3 separate regions of the Homo sapiens genome follow, and regions 2 and 3 are each linked to region 1. The links are chromatin loops, found by intact Hi-C in ENCODE. Cell type or tissue: ascending aorta. All regions are shown on one strand. Each heading gives the region's core, and the rest is flanking DNA. Links, peaks and the distances in the headings are about the cores only.

What was found. Peaks named below come from ENCODE experiments on the same cell type or tissue, not always from the same donor. Only the 100,000 strongest peaks of a DNase experiment are listed, where the experiment ranks them.
Region 2: a loop joins it to region 1, with 2.2 times the contacts of the local background. A loop is called at or near these places in 3 of 110 quality-filtered maps.
Region 3: it touches region 1 in a loop (4-fold over the local background); 4 of 110 quality-filtered maps call a loop at or near these places.

The regions. Positions count from the first base shown.
Region 1 is chr17:77,883,955-77,892,002 of GRCh38, reverse strand. It overlaps LOC107985087 (a long non-coding RNA gene), which reads left to right. Exons shown (of 4, transcript XR_001753033.2): 2 at 1,779-1,918; 3 at 2,397-2,612; 4 at 3,342-3,453. LINC01973 (long intergenic non-protein coding RNA 1973) reads left to right here and starts at 7,916. Exons shown (of 2, transcript NR_028337.1): 1 at 7,916-8,048. RefSeq lists enhancers at 187-735, 1,176-1,676. In ascending aorta, for the core only: no CTCF peak of the experiment used is centred there; DNase peaks (open chromatin) are centred at 4,212 and 5,451; H3K4me3 peaks cover 1,447 bases; H3K27ac peaks cover 1,621 bases.
Region 2 is chr17:77,732,608-77,737,607 of GRCh38, reverse strand. No RefSeq gene overlaps it. Among named protein-coding and RNA genes, the nearest start is that of LINC01987, 6.5 kb to the right of the region's middle. In ascending aorta, for the core only: a CTCF peak has its summit at 2,662; DNase peaks (open chromatin) are centred at 1,197, 1,827, 2,437 and 2,787; H3K4me3 peaks cover 2,501 bases; H3K27ac peaks cover 3,850 bases.
Region 3 is chr17:77,600,279-77,605,278 of GRCh38, reverse strand. No RefSeq gene overlaps it. Among named protein-coding and RNA genes, the nearest start is that of LINC01987, 130 kb to the left of the region's middle. In ascending aorta, for the core only: no CTCF peak of the experiment used is centred there; DNase peaks (open chromatin) are centred at 2,678, 2,988, 3,518 and 3,968; H3K4me3 peaks cover 1,730 bases; H3K27ac peaks cover 4,899 bases.

The DNA of each region.
Region 1 (8,048 bases), core at 1,299-6,298:
AGGGGGGCTTACCCCAGGGGTGAGGATGTTGAGCTTTCCCTCCCTGGGGCTGCCACCCGACCCTTTAAAGGTTAAATGTGTTTATGCAGCATCTTCAGGAGGCTGCTGGGTCTGACAAAACGGAGAGAAGAGTGATTAATGGCTGGTGTCCTTGCTGCCGCCACCACAGGGAAGGAGGCTTCCATGGCTGCCCAGGAGCCACTCCTGTGACTCCAGGCTTCAGCCTTTCAGCAGGCTTCGGGACGAGTACTTCTGGACCAAGAGGAGGCTGCGATTCTGGAATGGGGCCTGGAGGGAGGCTGGGGCGCTGCTCTCTTGGGAAAATGAGAGTTTGCTCCAGGCCAGAGCGGATCCTGTGGGATTGCAGGCAGAAGGGAACAGAAGTTTCTGAACCACTGAGGCTTGTTGTAGAAATTCATGACTTTTACATTGTGCCCTGTAATATGGTCCTATGTGTCTTAGTAGAACAATTATGCTTTAGGTTGTGCAACAATCAAATTACTTAAGTTAACACCGGCCAGGCGCAGTGGCTCATCTCTAAAATCCCAGCATTTTGGGAGGCCAGGCCAGGAGGAACACTTGAGCCCAGGAGTTGGAGACCAGCCTGAGCAACATAAGGAGACTCCATCTCTACAAAATATTTTAAAGTTATCTGAGTGTGGTGGCACCCAAGACTTGGGAGGCTGAGGTGGGAGGATCGCTTGAGCCCAGGGTTTAGAGGCTATAGTGCATCATTGCACTGCAGCCCCGGGAGACAGAGCAAGACCCTGTCTCAAAACAACAATGACAACAACAACATTTACTCCTCCCATCCCAATCTACTTAAGTAAAATGATTACTCCAGCAAGCTGTGCTGATGAGTGTGTCCTGAGCCCCTCACCCAGAGCTCCTGAGGACCCCAGTTGGAGAAACCTGGGCTTACAGGCATCCCTGGGAGGTGGCAGGGGAGGAGGTGGGGATGGGGAGCTGGGGGGAAGCCAGCATGGCCTCAGGTTTCTGCCACTGCCCCAAGGCCTGGACCTCTGTTGGAGGTGTGCTGGGCTTGCATCTTCAAGTAAGGGCTCCGTTTTGCAGCATGGCATCGGGCACAGCCTGGGTGCTCAGAGTGGGCTTTTTGAGTGAATGACGAATGCATGAAAGGTGACTCTCAGAGCAGAGTTCAGAGGAAGCCAGGTGTCAGGGGGATGACCAGACCCTTGCCCAGGAGGGAGGAGTCTCAACTGTGGGGGGTGGGTGGGGGAGAGTGGATGGGAGGGTGGGGGGCACGCAGCCCTGACACCTGGCACTCCAGCCAGCCTTGGGCCTCTGCTGCCCTGTTTGGGGTCTTTGATACAAGCATTCCTGCAAGAGCTCCTTGCACGCCGACACCTTCCCATCGGGAGAGGCTGGAAGCATGGTGGTTGCCTGCCGTGTCCCAGCTGTTGTGGGTGCTTCTTCACGGCCAGTTCCTCTGACCTGGAATGGCCAGACTCGTCTTGAAGGGTGAGAAGTCATATCTCCGAATGCCCAGCAGGGTGCCTGGCAAGGGCTGCTGCTCTCTTATTATTATCATTAACGTTGGGAGATCGGCATTGAACTCACCTCTTGAGAGTTGAGGAGCCCCTGGTGGGGGACACTAAGCACCTGCCCCCACCGAGGGGACAAGCTGGGGTTGGCACAGAGCTCTCTCCCGCTCCAAGTCCTGCCTTCCCCGCCGGGCCACAGCTGCTCCAATCACGATGCTTCCCAAAGGACTTTCTGCAAGTGACCCTGGCCTCATCTCTTTCTGAGGACTGTAGACACCTCAGGGAGAGGGACACTGTGTCGGTTTCCTGTGGCTGCTGTAACAAATTCGCACAGACTGAGAGCCTTCGAACAGCAGGCATGGATCCTCTCACGGCTCTGGAGGCCAGAAGCCCAGGATCAAGGTGTCAGCGAGGTGGGTTCCTTCTGACGGCTCCAGGGAAGAAGCCACCCTGTGCCTCTCTTCTTGCTTCCGGCGCTTGCCTGCAGGCCTCAGCGTTCCTTGGCTTGTAGACTCCAGTCTCTGCCTTGGTGGTCTCATGCGTGTGTCTCTGTGTCCAAATTTCCCTTTCTGGCCAGACGTGGCGACTCACTCCTGTAATCCCAGCACTTTGGGAGGCTGAGGAGGGCGGATCACCTGAGGTCAGGAGTTGGAGACCAGCCTGGCCAACATGGTGAAACCCCATCTCTACTAAAAATACAAAAATTAGCTGGGCGTGGTGGCAGGTGCCTGTAATCCCAGCTACTCGGGAGGCTGAGGCATGAGAATCACTTGAACCGGAAAGATGGAGATTTCAGTGAGCTGAGATTGAGTCACTGCACTCCAGCCTGGGCAACAGAGCGAGACACTGTCTCAAAAATAAAAAATAAAAAAAAATTCTCTTTATTTTAAGGATGCCAGCCTTTGGACTGAAGTCCCACCCTATGACCTCGCCTTAATTTGATTACGTCTGCAAAGATGCTATTCCAGAATAAGGTCACATTTACAGTTGCTGGGGGTATGATCGCTTGGAGAACACAGTTCAAACCCCTGCAGACACAAATTCATGCCTGCCCACCAGCTCGAGCCCCAGACACTGCTTTCAGGGGAGCCCATGCCAAGGCAGCAGGTGGGTGTCTGTCTGTCTGGAGGATCTGTGGGGAGAGTAGGTTACTTTGGGGTTTGTATAGGGAGGCAGGACGGTGGCTGTGCAGAGGGAGAGAAGGGAGATGCAAAAAGACCCCAGGGAAATGAGGAACAAATGGGGACGGGACACAGGCCTCTGGAGGGAGGTGGGATCCTTAAGTCTCAGGGGTTGGGGAAAGAAAGCTGAAGGCATTTTGAGGGAAGCAGTGCATAGCCCAGTGATCTGGCAGTGGTGAGGGTTCTAGGGGGAAGAAGAGCAGGCTGTGGGGTCTGATTCCTCCATGCGCTATCCCCCAGTAGGCGAGTGGCCTGATCCTTTTTGACCTCTGCTTTCCCTTCCCTTCCCCTTTCTTCCCTTCCTCTTCACTTTCCCCTTCCTCTTCCCTTTCTTTCTTTCTTTCTTCTTTTTCTTTTTTTTTCTTTCTTTCTCTCTCTCTCTCTTTCTTCTCTCTCTCTCTCTTTCTTGCTTCTTTCTTTCTCTCAGAGTCTTGCTCTGTCACCCAGGCTGGAGTGCAGTGGTGCCATCTCGGCTCACTGCAACCTCCCCCTCTCGGGTTCAAGCAATTCTCCTGCCTCAGCCTCCTGAGTAGCTGGGATTACAGGTGCATGCCACCATACCCAACCTTTTTTTTTTTTTTTTTTTTTTTTTTTTTTTTAGTAGATATGGGGTTTCATCATGTTGACCAGGCTGGTCTCAAATTCCTGATTTCAGGTGATCCTCCTGCCCCGGCCCCCCAAAGTGTTGGGATTACAGGCATGAGCCGTCGTGCCTGGCCTTGATCCCTGTTTTCTGATTGCCCTAATTGGGAGAATAACTCCTCCCCTATGAGACAACAGATGAGAAAGTGCTTGGAAAGTAAAAGCAATGTTCACCATTAAAGATTGTAACATGTGGAGTGCTGCATGACTGAATTGTCAAACATGAATAACTCAGCTCTTTTCAGATTCACAATCATGATCAATGCCTCCGGGACTATGAAAACGCCATCATGAATGTTTACATTATTCTCTTGGGTGAGCGGAGCTTTGGAAAGGAAAAAAAGGAAAGTCTAAACTGACAAACTTCTGAAAACACTCGGGTCTGGCAGGAGTTCTCTTCTCTCCCCGAGAGCAGAATTGGGGTTGAGCGGCACTTGGTAGGCGTGGAGCGCGCTTCAGTCTCGGGCCACTACCCCAGGCGTTTTCTCATCTGACACTCACAGCAGCCCTCGGGTAGGCAGACACGGTGTATTTACGCCTTTCATTCGAGTCCCTTTGGGGGAGCAGGAGGGAGGGAGGGTGTGAGTGTGTGCGCGCACCCGTGCATGGGGGAGGCGGGGCCTTTCGATTCCGATGCCAGTTACGCAGACACCCTCACATCCTCGGATATACCGCCACCGAGCCTGAAGTGCTGACAATATCCCCATTTTTCTCTGTCCTGACAGCTTTTGAGATGCCAGGCCAGCCTCCCTTCCTAATCGGTCATTTTCTGAGGAGGGGCAGCTCGGGCGGTTGTTAGAGCAGAACGCACGGCTTCAATCCCTCTGTGTGGTGGACCTTGTTGCGCAAGGGTCCCTGTGTCCGGCACGTCATCGCCCTCTGTGAGAATGAGCTCTCCTTCCGGTCACTGCGCGGTGATCGCAGCAGAGGGGACGTGGCATTAACAGCACGCGGTTGCTCCACTCACCCCTGGCTTTGTAGCCTACAGCAGCTTGAAACACATGACGCTGTAACAACCTCTACCACGCCACGGAGGCATTCTTTTTTATTGTTTCCATTTTCTAGTTTGTGGCAGATTGGATTCCTGTTTCTAATTCTTCCCTCCCTCCCTGGTGTAGAATTTCACATTTGCCTCTTTCGCCAGGTGGCTTTGCAGTGCGTTCCCGCCCTCCCCCGCCAAGAGTGGGTGCAGAATTTTTCCCTGCTCCGCGTCAATGCTGGGTGTGGCCATGAGCCCTGAAATTACACATGGAGCCCAGCCTCTGCTGATCTGTACCCATTAAGAAGAAAAAATGTTGATCTTTGTTGCTGTAGGTCATTGAGATTTCTGGGGTTGTCTGTTATGTAGCATTATTCTAGCGACTAGTTCCCAGGTCATTCATTCACTCAACAAACACTGTGTGGCTGCCTTGGGTTAGGAATGCTGCTAGGAGCTGGAGATAAAAAGACAGGACTTAGTCCCTAGCCTCGGGGGTCTTACTGTATAATAGAGTTGTGGCTGTCAGGCTGTGAGGAGACAAGACAAAGCCAGTTCCCTGTCGCACAGGGGTTTTCAGAGTTCGGGGTGGAGAGGGTGGAAATGGGAGCCCCAACAGGCAGGGTGTCAGGTAGGGCAGCCCACGTCCCACCCAGAACGACATGCCTCCTTTTTAATCTGTGTCATATTTTGGGGTCTTGAGTAAGGTGCTATTTCCCAGAAGGATCCTAATGCCAAAACAGTTTGCAAAGCTCTGTGGGAGGAAGCTGCAGGTCACAGGAGGGGAAACTTAGATCACACAGACTCAATAAGGAAGACCGGGGCTGCTCCCAAACCTCAGGCATGATCCACTGGGATCCATCAGCAATGTCTTTTTCCTCTTTATTATTTCTTCCAAATACCAGCCCTGGGAGACACGTTAGAACCCATCTAGCTACACATAACAGCTCTCCACATCTCTGTGGGAATATAGACAGGCCCGAGGCAGGGGGCTGGCTCAGGGTTCCACAGTGGCAGAGGAAGAGCCTCCACAGATCCCGCCTTGCCCTCTGTCGCCAGCTTCTCCTCTCTGCCTCCATGATCTGGAACCTTCAGCTGGTCAACTGAGCCACGCCCGGTGCTGTGGTGCTTCCCCAAGCTGCACACGCCGATGGCAGTGAGGAATGACTGCGCCCATTGCATCACCTCCTCGCTGTCAGTGAGCCAGTGAGCACCTGCGGCTGCTTCGAGGGGAACTACAATAAAACTTCCAAGACAGTCCACTTTTTAGGAGGTATAAGCAAAGAGCAAACACAACCTGTCAATCGTGCCGAATGCTGCTGATGCTGTTCTCTCATCCTAAAACAGACGATGAAAATGCTAAGCTCTGTAAAGAAGGACTTAGTCATATTCAAAATTCTCCAATAAACACCTCACTGTTGTGTTTCGCCAGCTCCGCATTACACGCAAGTCTCAATGGCCCGTGGCTCAGTGTCCTGCTCCGTGAAATGACGGAATTGGACACAGCTCACAGCTCACTCTGGAGTTAACTGAAGCCCTTGAAGGAAAACCACCAGGTTTTCTAAGAGTTTATGGCATTATTTATTTTTATTATCCTCACCAAAAATTTATGTTCAGCCACTTTTTTTTTCCTCTAAATTTTCTGGAACGTTTCTCCTTAGTGTTCTTCATTCATGAAGCACATAAAAGTCTCTTTGACCTTATCTCTCTCTCTCTTTTTGTAAAGCTCTTCTTGGTATTATTGAATTTTATTCATAGCAAGACCCATCTGAGGCAATCCTGGTGCAATCTTCCTCACTTTGTCTGTCTTCCTTCCTTCCTTCTTTCCTTTCTCCCTTCCTTCTCTCTCTCTTTGTGTCTTTCTTTCTTTCTTTTTCTTTCTCTCTCTCTCTTTCTCTCTCCTTCCTTCCTTCTTTCCTTCCTTCCTCTCTCCCTCCCTCCCTCCCTTCCTTCCTTCCTCCCTTCCTTCTCTCTCTCTTTCTTTTCTTTCTCTCTCTCTTTCTGTCTCTCTCCTTCCTTCCTTCCTTCCTTCCTTCCTTCCTTCCTTCCTTCCTTCCTTCCCTTCTTTCTTTCCTCCCTCCCTCCCTCCTTCCCTCCCTCCCTCCCTTTCTCTCTCTCTCTCTCTCTTTCTTTCCTGTCTCCAATCATCCACCCACCCACCTATCCATCCACCCACCCGCCCATCCATCCATCCACCCACTCACCCATCCATCCATCCACCTACCCACCCACCCATCCATTCATCCACCCACCCATCCATTCATCCATTCTTTCACCTAGTCATCCACCGATTCAACCACCCATCCACCCATCCAGTTATCTACCCACCCACCCATTCACCACCCACCCACCCACCCATCCATCCACCCATCCATCCAATCATCCACCCATCCATCCAACCACCTATCCACCCACCCTTTCACCCATCCACCCATCTATCTATCTATCCATCCATCCTCCATCCATCCATCCATTCATTTAACAAAAGAGACAATCTCCTGTCCCCTTTGGGAACACTGCCAAGTTTTCTCTGCCTTGCAGCTGGGTCGAGTTGACATTTGGCAGAAGGAGGTGGGTGGTACATTTTGCATCAGGGCCTAGGCCTGCCTCAGACACAGGTGTTCAGCTCCATGCCAGGACTAATGCTGGGCATGGAAAGCTGGAGAGGTGGCTTTGTGCCCAGGGCCGGTTGTAGCATCTTGGCATGTTTCTGTTCCCAAAGTCCCCAGTGGGCACAGGGACATTCAGCCATCTTCAGAGATAGCTACCATTTAAAGCAACAAGGAGATAGGACAACCATCACTTTCCCTGACTCCAGTGAGACCTGGAGGCTGTCCTGCAAGTGAGATGCCACCTTAAGCTCTTCATGAGCAGAGTTGCCCATAGCCCTTAGCTCACTGCAGGAAGCAACCAATGTGGCCCCCACATTAGTAGCCCTCAGAGCCAGACCAAGTTCAAAATTTGGTTAACAAACCTGTAGGCTTCTTCTTGTTTTCAAATGTCACAGAAAATCTTTTTGTGCTATTGTAGGAATGGAATCTCTCCTTCCTTCAGCCTCATCTGAGTTGAGGTGGGGAGAGTTGGACACAAAGTTCAAGGGGAGAGAACACTCAAAACAGCCCCCAGAAAGCCAAGGCAGGGGTTGGCACACCAAAATGACACAGAGACAGCTCCATGCCCTAATGGGTCGATCCCATCCTTCAATAACAGTGGGTGGCTGGGATCTTCTGCATTTCACGGGAGGCTCAGGGAGATGAAGCAACTTGCCTGAGGTGTCACAGGTGTAGGAAGGAGAGTAGGGGCAGATGGGGCCCAACTCCAGGTTTGCCTGGATGCAGAGCCACGCGTTCCCCCCGCCTCCTCCTTGATGGGTTCTCTCTGCACGCTTCAGGGTGCCCCCATGCTCTGCTCGGCCCCTGCAGCAGGAGGGCACAGAGCTCACTGCTGGCTGGTCTCCATGGCAACAGCTGACGAGTCTGCATCAGATGATGGCAGAGCTGCCTTGGAGCGCGAGCTTGGCTGTGACGGCAGGGACTTGGGAGGAGAGGAGCTGGAGGAGTGGGGGATGGGGCATGAGCTGGGGTGCCGGATGGGCTGCTCTCCCAGCAGCCATTTGGAAGATGCTTCCAGTCAAGTCTCAATCTCAGTCGGTCACTGGTCCATGTATATTTCATGGACATCTACCCTGTGCTGGGCACTGGGCAGACAACAGTCTACTGGACCCAGTCTCACTCTCAAGGGGAC
Region 2 (5,000 bases), core at 1-5,000, 150 kb after region 1:
GCCTGTTCCTTCCCATGGGAACTGCTTGCCTGCGTTCTGCCCCTTGCTCCCTCTGGGGCTCTCCGGGTGTGGCCCCCACATGGCGTGGCATGGCATGGCATGGCGTGGCATGGCGTGGCATGGCGTGGCGCGGCATGGCGTGGTGCTCCCCTCCTCTTGGGAACTGTGAGTAACAAACTACCTTTTTTTTTTTTTTTTTTGAGATGGGGTCTCACTCTGTTGCCCAGGCTGGAGTGCAGTGGTGCGATCTCAGCTCACTGCAGCCTCCACCTTCCAGGTTCCAGTGATTCTCCTGCCTCAGCCTCCTGAGTAGCTTGGATTACAGGCTCCCGCCACCACACCCAGCTAATTTTTATATTTTTAGTAGAGATAGGGTGGTTCCACCATGCTGGCCAGGCGAGTCTAAAACTCCTGACCTCATGTGATCTGCCCACCTCGGCCTCCCAAAGTGCTGGGATTACAGGCGTGAGCCACCGCTCACGGCCGCAAACTACCTTTTTAATGGCAGTTGTCTCCTGATCTGTTGGCCTCACTATGCCTCAGATTTTCTATTAATATACTGTATTTTTGAACATTCTGTCTTCAGTTTTGGGCTGGGTGGTGGCCAGGGAAATAGACAGGTCACTCTGGTGTGTGTCATAAGCTTAACAAATGGCAGATTTGGCTGTCAGCAGAGCCCCTCCCGGAGCCACCTGTGCAGACCTTTCTCGGAGCCAGATCAGGGGAAGCCAGAGAGCAAATCTTCCCTGGATCCAAGTCAGCCTCGATCCTCAGGGTCTGAGAAAGGCCAGTGATGGTGCTGGCCTCTGAAAAGAACAGCCCGTGATCAGGAAAAAGAGCCCACCTGGGTCAGAGGCCACTAACACCCCGGGTCAAACGGATATTCAGGGAGAGATGCCGTGACAACTTGAGTTCCAGGAGCCTTCCCAGAAGTTGTCTGACCTCGTGGAAAAAATCAATGCACCTCTTGTTTTTGTCTCCTGAAATATGTTATCGGTGATGATTCTTCCCCAGGTGACAACATAGTTTATGACAAAGCACGCGGCAGCCTGCTGGGCCCCTGGTGGCTTCAGACGCAGCCTGACATCCTCGCCCATCGTTATTGATGAGCCTCACCTGCGCGAGGCTGGGAGGCGGATGCTTCAGGAGCAGGCGAGCTCCCTGCCCCGTTAGGGAGCTGGGGCGGGAGTCCAGACGCCATAAATGCTGTTCTGGAGAGGAGCCACTTCTGCAGCCACAGCGGGAAGGCTGGGATCCTAAGAGCCACTTCTGCAACCACAGCGGGAAGGCTGGGATCCTAAAATGTCAAAGCTCATGCCGGGGTGACTGGCCCACCCCTCGCTTTACAGATGAGCAAACGGAGGCCTGGAGACAGTGGGTCCCCTACAGGGTCTGGAGAGAGAGGGTTCGCTATTAGTTAAGGAGAGGGAAAGAACCAAATTCAGGTCCTCTAATTTCCAGTTCAGCACTCTTTCTGTTCTCCCATTGGCTTTGTAAAAATGATTCCTCCCTCCCTTCATTCCTCTGTCCCTCCCTCCTTTTCCTCCTGCCACCTCCCCACTCCTCTCTCTTCCTTTCTCTCCTCCCCTCCATTCCCCTTCTCCTCTTCCCATCCTTCTCCTCCCCTTCTCTTCTCCCCCATCCGACCTCCCCGCCTCCCTCCATCCCTCCCTCCCTTGACCTCCCCTCCCCTCCTCCCTCCCTCCCTTTTTCACAAATATTAGAGAGCCTTCCCTGTGCCAGGCACTCTGTAGTGTTTATTTTTATTCAGCTCCAGTTTGCAGACACCCATCAGGGGCCATTTAAGGGGAGAGCAGTGGGCGGGGAGGGAGGGAGGGAGGCTGCTCGCCCAGGGCAGGCTGGGCCTGGCAGGCTGGAGTGCCCTCCGTGTGAAGAGGTTCCTTGTCTTCCACGCAGCACCTGCCCATTGAACAGGGCCTCCAGCTCCAGCCAGGGACTGGGCCAGAAGCAGGCAGGGCTTCCCGACCACCTGCAGGACTGGAGGGGCCAGGGTCACAGGGTTTTTCTACATCATCCCTGAGGGGGAAGCAAGCGCAGACAGGCTTGCCCTGCACTGGAGGAAGGGAGGCTGGGCTGTTAAATACTGGCATGGCCCTTGCTGGGTAGATCCTCCTCCTCAGAGCAGGATCCTCACTTCTGCAGAGGCTTAGGGGCAGGGGAGGGACTGTGAGACTCCTCCTTCTACCTACGGACTCCTCATCCTGGCTGTGAGCCAAAGAGAGACTCTTCGTCTTTATCTTCTAACCAGCAGGCATGGGGAGGTCCCTTTTCGACCCCCGGGCTTCTGTTGACCAGTCGGTACCTCTGCGGCCTGCAGGAGCTGAGGCAGGGCCCCTTGCAGCCTGGCCCCTGCCTAGCTGGGAGCTACAGGGTGGCCAGTCCCAGGATCGCCGTGGGGGATGGTTAAACATGCAGAGTCCCCAGTTCTGTTCCAGATGGTTGGGTGGCAATAGCCGGGTTTGGGCCTGGAAATCTGCATGTCTGTCAACCCCCTCAGGTGGGCCTGGTCTGTGCTGACGACCAGATGCCTCTGTGGCAAGACCTAGGCTGGAGGGGCAGCGGGAAGTTTAGCAGGGCAGGCAGGGCAGGTAGGAGCCCCCTGGTTATTAGAGAGAAACACAGGCGTCTCCCAAGCTGGAGCTTCTCTCAGCAGGGAGCGCTGGTGCCCATCAGAGACGGGAGGGCAGAGTGGGGAGAGAGGCACCGAGCTGCCCAGGGGCCTCCTTCCCCCACTCCCGCTCAGCCCCGCCCCCTGGGCTGACTGCCAGGTTTCCCGGGATGGAGACATCTTCTAGCCCCCAGCTGAATCCTGGGAGGAGCCAGAACCCAGCCAGCAATTACTCAACTCCCGGCTTAACTCACAGGCAAAGCCCAGGGACTGTCAGTGGCCTGCCAGTGGCCTGCCTGGGACCCGAGGCTCTCTGGTGGGCTGGGGAGGCTCCTAGAGCCCAGCGAGGGGGTGGAGCCAGGCCGTGCGGGTCTGTTCCTGTGCTCTCAGCCCTGCTGGCACATGCCAGGACCCTCTCCCGATCTTGGCAAAGGGAAACAAAGTTGCTGCTGCAGAGTTAATTAAGGAGGGAGGAAGGCAGGCGGGGGAGTTGGCACGCAGAGAAGTCCTATGTGCCAAGTGTCCAACGCAGTGCCACGTGCCAGGGCCTGGGGAGGTGGTGGGAGATGGGGGAATGGTACTCTGCCTAGAACAAAGCCAGCTGTTTGGAGGTCAATTCCTCCTCTCCCCCGCCCGCACTTGCCAGTTCAACAGATGGGGGTGTCTGTCCCCTCCCCCCAACATTCATCAGGCCCCACCGGTAGGAGCACACCGAGGAAGGGGACAGCCTCCAGGGCTGTGCCATCCAGTGCAGAAACCACTAGTCACATGCAGCTATTTAAGCCTAAATGAGATGAAATGAAAGAAAATGTAAAATTCAGTTCCTCGTTTGCCATCTCAAGTGCTCAGCAGCCACCAGTGGCTGGTGGTTGCCACCCTGGATGGTGCGGGTAGGGTGTTGCCATCATTGCAGAATGTTCTGTTGATCAGGGCTGCTCTTGTCTTCAGCAACTGGCCCCGTGCTTCAAAAATGAAACAAAACAAAAAACAAAGACCAAACAACTTTTGCTGCAATGATCACCCTAACGTTCTACTTCCATTGTTTTGGCTGCAGCCTAAATCCACATGCATTATTCTTATTGAGCCCCAGGAAGAGAAACGAACACAAACCCTACATTGAGGGTGTCAATCAGTCAAGGGATATTTACTGAGCCTCTGCCATGCATGTGTCAGGCTCTGGTCAAAGCCCTGGGGTTGCTGTTCTGAGTAAGACCATCCCCCGTGTCACAGAGCATGGAGCTCAGATGTGCACAAGTATGATGTCAAAATCACCTCAAGGTAGTGTATGTGGTGCTGGGTGTGGAGCAGAGCAGAGAAAGCTGGGGAAGCTCAGAGAAAGGCAATTTGACCAACCTGGAGTTCAAAGATGGACTGCTACAAAAATCTGAATTCATCTACCTTTCGTTTGAGTACTAGATTAAAAAAAGAATTGTTTCCAGGGTCTGCTTTGCTGGGTGATACAGTCATTCTTCTTATATGGTTACTGAGAGAATCATTATGAACATTGTTTGGGTTCGTGTCATGGCTTGAGCTACAGAAAGACCAACTTTGAATTTCCAATTTAACATTCCCCTCTCTCCAACTTAACCTCTATCAAGTATTTTCATGGAAAGTCTGCAGATAGAGTCTCACCTACTGACCACAGACCCCCTTCTCTCCCCAGTTAATCATTTGGGAATCTGAAGACAAGGTTTCTCTTCCCTGCTTTCTGGGGAAAAGATGGTGGGAAGGTGGAGGTGGTTATTTAGCTTGCTGTATCTCTGCTGCCAAGGGACTCAGGACTAGATTTGATGTGGCTGTTCCACCAGGGGATTTAGGACTAGATTTGATGTGGCTGTCCCACCAGTATGACACAGATAATTTCTTAAACATTATATCTTGACCTTACCATGTCTCTTGTTGAATTTTGGTTACCAGGGATTGAATGATACAGTGTTTCTCTACTCCCACCCTCGCAGAACAATCTCTGCCTTTTAACTGAGGTGTTTAGGTTATTCACGTTTAATGTGACTATTACTATGGTTGGGTTTAAATCTGCCCATCTTGCTATTTGTTTTATATTTGTCCCATCTGTTCTTTGTTTTCTTTTCCTTTCATTTCTGCCTTGTTTTGACAGATTTGGTATTTTTTATGATTCCATGTAATCTTCTCTGTTGCCTTATTAACTATACCTTATTAAAAAAATCATTGCTTTTAAGTTTACATAACACACCTTTTAATCGAAGTCTACCTTCAAATAATGTTATGCTGCTTTGTGTATGATTTAAGAACCCTAAAGCAATGTCTTTTCAGTTCTCCCTCTCCTAGCATTTGTGCTATTGTCATATATTTTACTTCTATTAATACATACATGCCAAATAAATTCAATATA
Region 3 (5,000 bases), core at 1-5,000, 290 kb after region 1:
GAGATTTATTCTCCCATTAATCACTGCCCTCCCTTCATTCATGTTAAATATAAAATTGATTAGGAAAGATCCCCAACATGGTTTAAAAAAATAATTAGCTGCTACATCATGTTGCCCACAGTGTGACAGAAAGGAGTGATTAAATTAGGAATATTAAAACCCCATTAATCTGCGCTTAACTTAAGCTCTGCTTGTTCATCTCATGGTGGTGCTTATTATTTCTGACACTGAAAGATATTTGAATTACCAGCTGCAACAAGGTCACTTGCTGAAAGATGTCAGGTCAGCCATTAGTCAAAGGCGGGAGAGGCGACCAGAAGTGGGGACTGCCCATGTGTCAAGGAGGCCCCCACTTGAAGATGCCATTGCGAAAGTGGGCAATGTACCGCACTCTGGCAGGGCCGGGCTGCAGGCACCCTTAGGGCTTTGCCACACACCTCCTCTCCGTCACTTCCCACTGGTCACTTGTGAGGGTAGGGACATCTGTGGTGTCCTGGGCAAGCATCTTTTGCCCCAGCCCCAGCGGAGCCTCCACCTCTTGTCTGTGGGTTCTTGAATGCATGCACTCTAATGACAGTGATTATCTAAGAATGGCAAATGTCGCCTGTTGGATGCTTGCACGTCCCCAGCACCAAACGGAGCTCCTTTGCATCTTTTATCTCCTTCATTTCATCAACAGCCCTGAAAAGTGGCCAGCTCTGGCCTCATTTAACAGGTGAGGGATCTAAGGCCCAGATCCAGACACTCGGCTAAGGTCACACAGCGGGCAACCAGCAGAAGTGGAATTCAGCCCCATCTGTTGGGCTCCAAAGGGACACCCTTGGCCACTCGGAGTCCACAGGTCTTCTTCAAGAGGACGTGGCCATGCAAAGGCACAGGGATGCTGTTTTGGGAATCAGTCCTGTGTTGCATGATTTAAAAATGAGTTCCAGGCCAGGCACGGTGTCTCATGCCTGTAATCCCAGCACTTCGGGAGGCCAAGGGGGGCAGATCATGAGATCAAGAGATTGAGCCCATCCTGCCCAACATGGTGAAACCCCGTCTCTACCAAAAATACAAAAATTAGCTGGGCATGGTGGGGCATACCTATAGTCCCAGCTACTCAGGAGGCCGAGGCAGGAGAATCTCTTGAACCCGGGAGGCAGAGGTTGCATTGAGCCGAGATTGCACCACTGCACTCCAGCCTGGACAACAGAGTGAGACTCCATCTCAAAAAAAAAAAAAATGAATTCCAACAGCAATGACAAATCAACTACTATTGCAGAGTGTGGAGCTGGGTACCAAGCGAGAATCTCCCTAGAGCCTGCCCCACCCCCACCCCTGTAGTCTGGTACCTGGGAGCTGGAGACAAGTCAGCAACAGGGATAAAAGGCTTCTCACCCCTCATTTCTCCTTAGAGTAAGAATTTGGCTAATGTCTGCTTTCAGCCATGTCTTCATCTACTTCTTCTTCCCCTTTAATGTCACTTGTGCTCTGTTACATGAATCTGAATCACACCCAAATACAGTCATGACTCTAGCCCTGGAGGGACAGGCAGGGATGGTCGCTTTCCTGATGTCAGGCCCACTTGCGCTGCCCATGCTGGTGTCCCCTCTGCTGGGTCTGGGGTGGCTGCCTGAGGTCTGCGTTCAGAGTGTGCCTGGGGCTGGGCTAGACCAAGGAGGCATCTCCCTGGAACAGCTGGAAGTGGCAACATCAAAAGGGTGAAGGTGAGCTGATCTGTGGGGAGAACGCCAGGGTCCGTGGCTCGGGATCCGCCGTCAGGTCTGAACAGAGAGTGAGCGTGCCTCATGGCGGTAGTCCATAGATCTCTCCTGAATAAATGAAGCCAGGGAAGGGCAGCTGCGATGTGAGGTCAACGCTAGTTCAGGAAGGAGAGCAGGAGATGCACAAGGCCAGGGGCTCGGAGCAGGGAGGCTGTGGGGGGCGGGGGCTTTTGCACCAAGTCCTGGCCACCGGGCCCCAAGGGGCAGGCCCCTCAGTCTCTGTCTGACCCCAGACATCTCCTCTGATGCAGACTGTGCTGTGCACTGTCCCTGCGCTCAAGCTCCTCTTCCTCATCTTCATGAGTGCTCTGTCCACACCTCCCTCGGGGCTCTGGGCTCTTTCTCCCCGGCGCCGGTAATCCCTTTCCTCCCTCTCCCTTCACAAGGAAAAGCTGTGTTGAGCATGGATAGAGACCAGCTTTCCTGGGACTTTTGGCCATCTGGTTCTCTGAGCGAGCACAACCCTGCCTCGACCTCCGTGGCTTCTCCCCACCCCTGACCACACGCTCACAGGGCCCTGTGGGCCCCACTCCTGGTACCAAGTCCCTCGGTTCCCCAGGTGCCCGGCGTGCTCAGGTGCTTGGTTGAGGTTATGGAATTGAGTCTAAGTGGGACTGGAGACCCCCTGGTTCACCCCCCTCATGCCACTGATGAGAAATGAAATCCAGTCCATCATTGACTTTGCCCTACTCGAACTGTTGGCTAGTCACTGGCTGCTTAGAAGAAATTCACACTGATTATTTAAGAGCAGAAGCATTCAGATCCCATAGAAAGAGTTTTTCTCCATAAAGGATGCCTGGGACAGCCCAGCGTTGGTTCCTGTTACACAGTGTTCTCTCCGTCGCATGCTTACCAGATGTGTCAGTGAGGGACAGGCCTGGGAGGAGATGTGTCTGGACTTGGGCACCCCTGCTTGCCCCAAATAACCACAGTCACGTGCTGGCCACAATGCCAGACAGTCCAAAAGTTGTGAGCCAAGCGGGCTGGCAGCCCCGGCCCCCACTATTCCTTCTTAAATGGCAGAGAAAGAGCTTCCCTTGACCCCCACAAGTTTTCTGCCTGTGGCAGATGTGGGGTTGTCAGTTCCCTGGTGGGGGCCCGGGTCCAGAAGCACTCAGCTGGATTACTGGAAAAACGAAGATACAAGCCTATAAAAACAGCCTGGCTCCCAGTGAATTCCTGAAGCTGGCTATTTATAGAGGTGGTTTGGAACAACCTAGGGCCTCCCCGCAGGCCTCCTCAGAACCTCCAGGGCAGCCACACAGAGGGAGCACATGACAGATGGGACAGAATGCCTACCTGGCCCACTATTTCACAGGGCACACAGTACTTCTGTGTCTGCACGTGCTCTCCAGGATGCTGTACCAGGCAGATTCAGACCTCAGGCTCCTGGAGAGCTGCCATTGCTCAGGCTGGGGCCAGGCTCTGCGATATTCTGGAAGGGCAAATTGAGTTCCCACCATCTTCAGCACAAATACTGGGGTTAGGGGAGGCACTGAGAATGGTCTGACAACAGTCGGTTTGATTTTACACCATTAACTGCATAAAACGTTCTGGAGAAAATGTATTTCATCATGAATTCTGGGCAAAGTATATTACAAGAATAAGAGAGAGATCCTTTCCATCTTTCAGGCTCTTTATGAGTGGCGGGACAGCTTCTGGGTAGGGCCCTGGGAAGGGAGACTGCTGTGGGCTCAGCACCTCCTCCATCCCTCCGCCCCCATCCTGCCCCTGGGGAGCACAAGGCTCGCCCTGCGTCCTGGCCCTGGGACTGCGCAGAGCTTGTCACATTGCAAGAATCATGAGCCAGCCAGAAGGAAAGGGCAGAGAGACACCAGCAAGCCTCAAAAAAATAACCCTGCCCTCCCCGCCTGTGGCCTGAAGTCATTGCGTTAGCCAGAACCCGGAGAATTAAAATCAATTTGATGTGTAGCTTTCTCTGGCTAATGAGCTTTGAAGAGGATTGAGAGTTTAACGCTTCCATTTTCTCAGCAAGAAGGTGATCTGGGCAGGCAGGGGCAGCCCCAGAAGGTGAGGGTTGGGATTTGAGCAGGGTAGAAAGGGTTAGCGCTGTCATTCTGAGTGGTGACCTGGGACGGGGTTGAGGGAAGGGGTGGTGTTGAGGGGAACCTTTACTTGGACAGTCCTGTGGACAGCGAGCAGGGAAGGAGGTGAGAGGCTGTGAACCCACCTCCCACTGAGCAAGCTTGGCACAGGCACCAATGCCAGCAAGGGCTTCTGGGCAGAGAAAGTTGGAGCCTGAACAGGAAGGGGTGTGAGAGAGAGTTAGGAGAGCCTGACTTTGCAAAAAACACAGCGGAAGGTTCCTGGGGAGGAAGGACAGTGGCTGGGAGCTGGCGGGAAAATCCAGTCTTGACTGGAGGGGACCAAGGGAGGCTTCAAGCTACGCCCAGCTCAGTGAGCCACCTCAGACCAGCCAGCGGGGCGAGGACAGGAGCCCGCACCTGGAGTGAGAGGCCCTGGACTCCAGCCCCCGCTCTGCCATTTACCAGCTGTGTGGCCTCAGATCCTTCCTGATGATTTTAGGCCTCACTCCCTGCATCTGTAGAATGGGGTGATGATGAGTTCATGTGAAGAGGGAGTAAGCCTGGCACACAGTAGGTGCTCAGTAAATGCTTGTGAGGCTGGACCAACCCCTTTCTTGTACTCTTTATACACTGGGAGGATTCACGAGACAACAATTGAGACAGGGTCCTGCTGCTGAGGGAGGTCAGACGCCTGGCCGGTCAAACTCAGGTGTCCTCAAGGCCCTAATACCTCTCAATTCACCTGCTTCAGGTGAGGTTGACCTCTCTGCCTTTCGGGGTTCCCCCAAAACAGAGCCTGAGACAAGGCCTTGGGTGCAGGTAGTGTAGGTGGGAGGTGACTCCAGGAAGCTGGAGTGAGGGGCAGGGCAGTGAGATCCGGGTGGGGAGAAAGCCAATGTGAGGATGTCACTGGGCTGGTGATCAGCGTGGCCAATTGCGAGGATGCCACTGGGCTGGTGATCAGCGTGGCCAATTGTGAGGATGATACTGGGCTGGTGATCAGCGTGGTCAATGGGAGGATGACACTGGGCTGGTGATCGGTGCGGGCAACAGGGGCTCAGACCCACCAGGAGCCCTCTGAAAAATCCGTGGGATCTGCCTCTGAGTTGTCCCTCCATGGGCGCAGACTATTGTCCCCCATTGGCAGACGGTTGTCCCAGGGCATGGTATCTCCCAAGCTTACCCT